2 separate regions of the Homo sapiens genome follow, and region 1 is linked to region 2. Evidence: chromatin contacts called from ENCODE Hi-C or POLR2A ChIA-PET data. All regions are on one chromosome and are shown on one strand. The core of a region is the stretch at or near the end of the contact, and the rest is flanking DNA. Distances in the headings are between cores, read along the strand shown.

The links. Hi-C counts contacts between places; a loop is a spot of excess contacts on that map. ChIA-PET counts read pairs that join two places held with the same protein, here RNA polymerase II (POLR2A).
Region 1: a map of IMR-90 shows a loop between it and region 2 (2.0-fold over the local background). The contact joins two enhancer-like sites. A Hi-C loop is called at or near these places in 1 of 168 maps with a recorded cell type or tissue (IMR-90). POLR2A ChIA-PET finds 5 or more read pairs at or near these places in 2 of 52 experiments (AG04449 and PC-3).

What each region holds. Positions count from the first base shown.
Region 1 is chr18:24,859,831-24,864,584 of GRCh38, reverse strand. No RefSeq gene overlaps it. Among named protein-coding and RNA genes, the nearest start is that of LINC01894, 130 kb to the left of the region's middle. RefSeq lists an enhancer at 1,549-2,050. Within about 2 kb of position 2,189, at least 2 of the 41 ENCODE cell types and tissues checked have a DNase peak (open chromatin) inside an H3K27ac peak, as active enhancers do.
Region 2 is chr18:24,762,573-24,767,065 of GRCh38, reverse strand. LOC105372028 (a long non-coding RNA gene) reads right to left here. Exons shown (of 3, transcript NR_134604.1): 3 at 421-585. Among named protein-coding and RNA genes, the nearest start is that of LINC01915, 140 kb to the right of the region's middle. Within about 2 kb of position 3,150, at least 3 of the 41 ENCODE cell types and tissues checked have a DNase peak (open chromatin) inside an H3K27ac peak, as active enhancers do.

The DNA of each region.
Region 1 (4,754 bases), core at 940-3,439, 98 kb before region 2:
AAGGGGAATGCATGTATGTAAAAGAAATTTAAAGAGATATTTTATGAAGAAAGTGGTGACATTTAGGATGAATCTAATAATGACATGGTTTTTTTTTAAATCAAAAAGAGTATAAGTGGTTACACTTATGAAAGAAACTCCCTGAATCTCAATGGCAGTATATGATGATTAAGGAAAGAAAATAGTGAGTTTATTTTAAACTGCAGAATCCCAAGCTAAATTTGCCACCTCCATGTTCACCAGAGCAAGGATGGGGGAACAGCTTAGAAACACCTTCTGTTTTATGGCTCCTAGCTCTTAAAGCCTTACTTTGCAAAGTGTTGTCCTATGGTACAGCAACATCAATATCAACTGGTAGCTTGTTGGAAATGCAGAATATTAGGCCCCACTCTAGACCTATGGAATCATAACCTGCATTTAACAAGATCCCCAGGCAATCTGTGTGTACGTTAAAGTTTAAAACGCACAGGTCTAAAGCATTTCAGCTACTGCTCTCCCTCCAAGATGGGATTCCAATAGGCTTGGATTTGAATTCTGGCTTTCCCACTTACTAGGCAATCTTGGTTAAATTATTTAATCTCTGAATCTCAATCTCTTTATCTGGGAATGATGATAACACTACCTACTTTGAAAGGCATGAAATTACCATGAAAAGAAATGAGTGTCATGGTTGGCAGCCCAGACTCTGAAACCCAGCAGTCTGACCGAAACACTGGTTCTGTCACTCGCTAGCTACATAATTTTGGGGCAAGTCATTAACTTCACTGAGCCATGGTTTTCTCATCTGTAAAGAGCAGGTAAAAATAGTACCTATATTATAGGGTTGTCATGGGGTTAATATTACATGTAGACCTCATAAAATAAGCCTGGCACCTAGCATAGATATATGATGATAGGTAGATAGATGGATAGATAGATAGATAGATAGATAGATAGATAGATAGATAGATGTGCTATATAGGCACTGGTTAGTATTATTGTTACAAATGCAGTGCTAGGCATACAACTGGTTTTCAACAAATATCTATTCTCAGTAGTATTGCTTGCCCTCAAAATGGCTTCTTATGCTCATGCTTTTAATCCCAGTGTTCTGGGAGGTCGAGGTGGGAGGATCGCTTGAGGCCAGTAATTCAAGACCAGCCTGGGCAACATAGCAAGACCTCCTTCCTACAAAAAGCTAAAAAATTAATTTAAAAAAATTAAAAACTTTTCTCCAGGTGTGGTGGCACATGCCTGTAGTCCCAGCTACGTGGGAGGCTGAGGCCAGAGGATCCCTTGAGCCCCAGAGTTCAAGGTTACAGTGAGGTATGTTAGTGCCACTGCACTCCAGCCTGGGTGACAGAGCGAGACACTATCTCTAAAACAACAACAACAACAATAATGGCTTATTGTTATAGAAGCAGTTAGATTAAGGAAAATAGATGGAGAGCAATAAATTCAAGATTTAAGTAATTACAGGTTTGTAGTAGTGTTTGCCTTTAACTTCTAATAGAATAATAATGTTTTTTGGCAAAACATATAAGAATACAGTTGACTCACTTGGCTTCACAAGCAAGTTGGAAAATAGGGCAAGTTAATATACACTTTATTAAAAAACAAAAACAAAAACAAAAAAACAAACTCTTCTAAACAAAACAAAAGGGCTTTCCCCTCACCAAATCCTAACCCCTTTTCATCTGAATGAACTTCTTTTTGTCTTGGCAAATTGAATTTCCCTAATGCAATCTCCATTTCTTTAAGCCTGCATTTCTCTGTCTGTATAGGCACTGAGAGAACAATCAAAATCTCGGGAAGGGCAGGGTTGATACTAACTTAGTTTTCTCTTTCTTTCCCCCTTAGCCTCCCATGACCTCCTTCCAGGAATCTTAATTCACACCCGCTCCCTCTAGCTAGTTTCTCAAAACCTCTTCTTGGAAGTCTGGCCGCCCCCTCCTTCCTTGTGACCTGGTTTCTGGCTCCAAGTCTCCCCCTGACCCCTGATCAACCCCTTTCACTTTCACAGCATCATTTCTGAGACTTGAGGTCGCCAAGGACGATAGCTTCCAATTCCACTGCCTTTTACCAGCCTGTGCAACCCTGAAATAATTTGCCTCGAAACCAATTCTTGGAGAGAGAAACCTGGTCAGACAAATGAGGGATTGTATTGTATTTCGTTCTTGCAAGCGAGCGCCCGCGGCAACATCTGTTTGTAGCAACAAGATTGGGATGTTGTTTTGTGCTTCTTCGTTGCCCATTCCGGTCCTTTCCCGGGTGTATTGTCTTCCCCGGAGGGGTCACCTCGCAGGGTTCTCTCAGCAGTCTGGACTTCCATACTAAGAAACTCGTAACTAATTACCACGACTTCAATTCTTAACTTGACCAGCTGTGTCTAAGAAAGGAAACCCTGGTCTCTCCCAGTGCTGCAGGATCTATAATTCATCCTCCGTAAAAAAAGTCAATATTGGAGCAAAAATGACATTTAAAAATCATAAAATAAGTAGTCTGGTATTTACCTAAGATGTTCTTTTCTTCCCTTTGCTTTATAGACCATGTACTGTATTGTTTATTTTCTTTGGGGCACTGTGTGTGTTTGTGAGACAGAAACAGGTAGAGAGATGGTTCTCCTGTTTCCAGTGACTTCTGGATAAGGGACAAAACAAGACCACTGAGAAAAGATAATGGAACAGCACAGGAAGAGCCTCTGCGGACACTCTCCTTGCAATTGTGATCTTGTGAAATGGTTAACTTTAAGGACTGAGCTGTGCAATTTAGCTTTTTTCTTGATTCTAAAATTGAGCTGTAAATTTTTATAGCTTTACAGATTAAAGAAAGATTAAAACCACAAAGCACGCATTAATTACAAACAGCTCACCAGGGGCAAATATATTTGTATCCCTCATCAGGGTGGTGCGAACACTCCAGTTTCTCCTCGAATCAGGGAGGCTTCTTCCCCTCCCCACACAACAGTGGCCCCATCAGAAGACGCTCAACAGACTGGGAATAGGAAAGCAAGAGACAGGCTTCCTTACCGCAGGCAAAGTCGGCTTCAAAGACTCCTCTAGGCCTCTGTGCCAAAAGCCTAGATTGATTCCACCCACCATTCAGAGTAGGGAAAATATTTTTAAAGTCATGACCTCCCTGGTAGGCTCAGACAGCAGATAAACAAAGGAGACTAGACCCTTTCCTCGGTCATAATAGTTAGGCATACCCGGGTTGGCCTCCTATGGAAAAATCTTTATCAATGAGCTGAGAGAGGAAGTGGTCAGAACAGGGAAACATAGGTCAGCAATGCTAAACTGGTTAGGAGATCCCTAAAGAAAGAAAGAAAGAAGAGAAACCGGGATAGATTTAACTGTTGGGCAATTGCAAGGATGTTGGAGAATTCAACATAATTTCCTTTTGTTCAACAAGGATTTGCTGAGCCTTGTGCTAAGCAGATAGCAGGCCAAATTTCACTGTGCTAGAAGCAAGATAGGACTGGTAGGAAGAACAGTACACTTATTCATGTACTCTGAAAACTTTCCGGTCATTTAATATTAACTTTAGGAAGTGTATACCTGTGCATGCCTGTGTGCATGCGTACGTGTGTGTGTGTGTGTGTGTAGCCCTTTGCTAAGTAAAAATATATAATAGCAAAACTCCAGGCCCTATTGCCATAATGGGCGATTTAACAGTACGGCATGGGAAATAATCAAATAATAACTCTCAGTGTGTTCATTCAAGTGACCAAATGAAAGATGGGGGAGATTATAGAACACAACAAAATACTGAGATTTTATTCTATCATATTAACTTATTACTTATTTATTTTGAATAATTTATTAAAAGATGGATAATATATGGACAACCTTAGAGATTTTAAATATGGATTTGGAACCTCAGCCTCATAGGGTAGTTGTGAGATACACACAAGAAGCACTCAGGAAATTCTCGGCACTATGACTCTCTCAATAAAGTTAAAACTCTCCATATGGCTCACCCAGAAAATACTCTTCAAGTTCAGTCTGTGGGAAGCTAAAACCACTGGAATAAGCAGCATCCTCTCTTTCCCCACACATTTGACAACAAACTAGTTATCACTAAAGATTTTAAATATACTGAAGGGAAAAACAAAATTGAGAATGTTCTATTTATGAATCTGACTGTATTTATTAATTTTGAAGCACAAAATGTAGCTCATCAGGCTCCGTTGTTCTCCAAAACTTAATAAGAGTAGTTAAAATTTATTGTGTGCTTATGAAATGCCGGGTAGTATGGTAAGCCCTGTACATGCATGATGTTAATTAATCCTCAAATCCCTTATGAGGAAGATTCTATTTCCATCCCCATTTTACAGATGCTGAGACTGAGGTTAAGTTAAATCCCCAAGGTTACATCGCTAGTCAGTGGCGGAGCTCAAATTCTAACTCCGACTTTGGGCCTGGAGCCCTTAACTGCTAAGCCTGCTGCCTTTCCAAACAGTCTGAGAACCATTGCCCAAAAGTGAATTAATTCTAGTGAGGGAAAGGAGAATTTATTCAGGTAACATTCACCCTGAAAGTTACCCTTTTTTTTTTTTTTTGCCAAAATACAGGGTGATTCATTTTTAGCTAAGATCTTAAACCAGACATCTTTCCTCCTGCATATCTTATCTCATCATAGCCTCACAGCAACCCTCTGAAGGAATTATTACCCCCATTTTGCAGATGAGGAAATTGTCCAAATGATTTGTCTAAGGTTACATGGCCAGTAAACGGTAGAGCCAGGATTTGCTACTTGGCCAATGTGAAGTGAAT
Region 2 (4,493 bases), core at 1,901-4,400:
GGAGTGATTCTCTAACTCTCCCCTAATGCCAACTATCTTCCTTCTCAAATACACCTGGTCAACACTGCCCATGCCTTAGAAGGTGGTACAGCCAGTACTAGCATAGGATGACAAATGACTTGCACCAGCCCTAATCAAGACTAAATTATCCAACAGGGGATTTTCCCCATCCACACCGTAGGTTCTTAAGAAATGAAATTGAAATATAGCAGTTGTTCTCAAACCTGTCTGCACATTGAAATCACTCAGGAAGCTGTATTAGTTTCCCAGGCTTCCATAACAACATACTATTAACTGGATGGCTTAAAACAACAGAAATTCAGTGTCTCACCATTCTGGAGGATAGAAGTCTGAAATCAAGATGTCAGCAAGGCCATGGCTCCCTCTGAAACCTTTAGGGGAGGATCCTTCCTTGTCTGCTCCTAGCTTCTGGTGGTTTGCCAGCAATCTTGTACATTTCTTGGCTTGCAGATGCATGACTCCAATCTCTGTCTTCATCATCCCATGGCATTCTCCCATGAAGCTTTAAGGAATTCTAATGCTTCAAGGGCATGCATGACGTGGCAAAGAAGATTGAGATGGAGACTAGAAAAATAGGGGAAAGCAGGAGAAGATGGGAAGTTGGAAGCCAAAGAAAATTGCCTTCACCTACCATTCTGGACTTCTTTTCTTTTGTGTACACTCTCTTCTTCGGCTATGCTGTGCTCTAATCAGAGGCCAATCACAACTCATCAGGCCCCAACTTCACACGGCCATCTGCTTATAAGGACACCAGTCATATTGATTAAGGGCACACTCTACTCCAATATGACTTCATTTAACTTTAGCAGTTACATCTTGCAATGACCTATTTAGGAATAAGGTCACATTCTTAAGTATCAAGGTTGAGGGTGTCAACATATCTTTTTGGGGGGACTGAACTCAACCCATAAATGAAGTTTTTAAAAATGCTGTCACTAATATTCCATACACAGAGACTGTAATTTAATTGGCCTGGGGTACATCTTGGTCTTCTGAAATTTTTTAAATTCTTTAAGCAATTCTAATATGCTAACAAGTTTTAAAACCAAGTGTCAGGGGTTCATATCAAGGGGTTTTGGCATCAGGCTGCCTGGTATTGAATCATGCCTACAACACTTACAAGATGAGTGACCTTGGGAAATTTGTATAACCTCTCTGTGCCTCAGTTTCCACCATTTAAAATGGAGATAATAATATTTAATAGTACTTGCCCCATAGAGAGGTTATAGGAATTAAATTAGGTTATAAAGGACAGCATTCAGAACTATGCCTGAAATCATATTGTCCCTATTATTACTACAGTTCAGGCATATTTACACCGTACCTTTAAAAGCCTCAATGGTAATATTCAATGAAGACTGTTTAGTCTCTATTTTAGAGATGGAACAAAGAGAACACATAGATATTCAATAATTTACTCAAAAGTCTGTGAGGAGCCCTAGAAAGAAATTCAGGTCTCCTATGTACAGATCACAGCCCAGAACCCCAGGAAGCCAGAGGTTTTCCATCCAGGTCCCAGGGGCCACCATGATGTGGGGTGAGGGTGAAGGATTGGGGTGGAACAGCTCAGTTTTATCTGCTTCACATGTTGATGAACTAAAGGATTTTGTTTGAAAAGGGAGCAGGGCTTCCTATGGCTTAAAAAAAAATTAGAAAGCACTGTGCCTGATTCTGTCACCATAAACCTTCTAAACTGACAGTTTATCCTGGCTTCTGCCTCCTCCCTTTTCCCCATGGAGCAGAAAAGCCCCAGAGAATTTCAGGTGGCTGAGGGCATTCCAAAAGAGGAGGTGAGTGCACATCTCCATGTTCTGTAAGAGGAGAGATGCAGACAAACTTTGTAGCATTTCAAAATGTCTGCCCTCTGCTCATTACTAAAATTTGTATAAGGGGGACCGAGAATTAAGGCCTCCCAAGGCTCCAATCAGAGTTATCTCCACTGAGAAATGCAAGATGAAATGGATGGAGCACTCTCTTACGCTTCTAATCACTGGGAAGTTCAGGAAATTGGAAACGCCCCAGAAACAACATGACATATTAAATACCAGAGCCTGGGTGATCCATCACCATCATCATCACTGTGGTCATTACCATTCACTTCTACTCCACGGACAGCCCGTAAATCAGCTTGTAGAGCTCTTTGGGATAGCTGAGTGAGAAGCACTGAATAAATGTCAGCTGGGATCATTAAAGATACCTTTCACTTTAGACAGATAAATGTTAGTGAGTCCATGGTCAAGGAAGCACCAATAGGGACCTTAGCTATTTCCAGGGGCCCCAAGATACTAATAATGGTTTGCATAGTCAGAAAATTAAGATAGAAAAGGAAAGGCCCTTCTTATCCCACAATATTAAAAATACTCCACAAGCATAAAAACTCATTTACTGTACTTGGCTTGTGAAGGGATATATTTCTTGTTCAGTGAAGTTCCTCCATGATGGTGATCTGAAAATAGGCAGAGAGCCAAATAATTTGTGATATGCCAATGCATCAGGACAAAACTTTGAAACCTTCACTAAGGACATTGGGACCAAGCCAAGGATGCTTATAGGCAAGGCCACTGCCTGTATGCTCCAGTCTACCACCATGAGCCCTCTTGTGTCTTTTTGCTTAGCCTTCTCTTCTCAAGTGTTGGCTCTATGCAGTGTGTCCATTCTGTACATAACAGGCAGCTCTCCAACAGCAGCTCCAGCGAAGGTTGGGTCTAGGGACTATGACTGCTCCTATGGAAGAATGCCCAAGACTTCCCAGCATTGGGACGCTGTGTTTTCTAGATCCGAATTGATGAGTCTCTTTGTTCAGAAAGACAAACTTTCATCTTCTAACATATTCCCTTGTGTGTTTGCATCTGTGTGTTACTTTGGCCTAGGTTATTGGTTTCCATTGAACTAAGTACCAGGCCCACATGGAGGAGGGGACTTTCTTTTTCGTAGGTTTTCTATTGTTCATTGTTTGCTGAGTGCATTCTCTGTACAGTATTGGATGGATCTTCAAGGTCCCTTGAGGCAGAAAGTCCCAAATAAGGAGACAAGTGACTCATACAGAAATTGCTCTGCTGGGAAGAAAAGCCAAGTTGTTCATGGCCTGTACATGAGCCAGGTGGGTGGGAGTATGTTTATGCTAGAACTTCCAAAGACTAACTTCCAGTGAGGCCCTCTGGGGACACGAGGCTCTAGTCAAGTCTGTCTTTGGGGGAATGCTTCTTCCTGCCTAATAGAAGGCAAGGCCACAGGGGGATTCTGGAATTTCCCGTTTAACAATTACATGGATTATATTTGTCACTGGGACACAAACACCTTTTTCAGTGCTATATTTATTTTATGCTTAGAAATGAGATAGAATTAAAAAGGCAAGAATGGAAAAAGTTTAGAATTCAGAAAAGAATGTATCAGCATATTGGGCTCAATTCTGTTCTTCAAGGTTCCTCTGCAGGCAGGATGGGGCTTTAAGACTTAAGAACCATTCTGTCTTTCAAACTGCATTCCAAGAGCCCCCATACAGCCACCACGGACAGCCAACTGGAACCTGAGCTTCAGTGATACAATTGTTTACCCACTGGAAGCAGGGTTGGCAAAACCTAGTGAATTATTTTAGAATATAGGCAATTCCATGATATTGTGTTTACTTTTGACACAAACACAATGCAGGCTGGCATCTTAGTGGGAAGGGAGGATTGGATACTTCTTTTCTTTTTTTCCCTGACTCTCGTTCACATTATCTATTTGTTGTTACTAATTCAGTATAGGTTGGAGTGTGGGAAAAGGGGAGGAAAAAAAGGAATAAGAAAACTCTTCCCTTATGTAAATTAGGACTGCCCTAAGATGGTTTTTTACTCTTTGGGCCAAGCAGATGTTCAAAACTGATTCTTTCTTTCTCATGGGCATTTTTGTGAATTTACCTGAGGCTCCCTTCCCAGGCTTCATCTAGCTGAAACTTCTGTAATTTTAGAAATGTTTCCTCTATTTGCCACTCAATCCTCACCATCATCCCTGAGTTTTCTTGCAATCTACTCTACATAAACTCTTTCCTGTGGGAGTTCCATTATATCTTCCAAATGTCCCTCGATCTTGAAAGACCAAAATGCTGGAAAGAAGAAAAACAGACAGAAGTGAACACTACACTAGTTTCTACTTGCCACCCTCAGGGCATTTGCCAATTTGCTTTGTGGAACATAGATGCTGAACAAAGATCAGCAGCCAAGAGTTTCTAACAGTCTCATTGGCAGGGGAGTTGAAAATTGGTGGATAGGGCTACCAAGGACGCTACAACTTGAGGACTCATGATCTGAAAGAAAAGCTAACTGCAGAGATGGAAAGTGGGTATTATATGTGCAATTTTTCCTTGAGGTATTTTCCAACTTCTAGCTGCACATGTGTGAGGCAAGTTGCCAAGAAAACAAGTAAAAAGCAGCTGCTAAGAAGCTAAAAATCTAAGCAGACAGTTCAGTAGTCTCATGGTGCTGGAAAAAAAT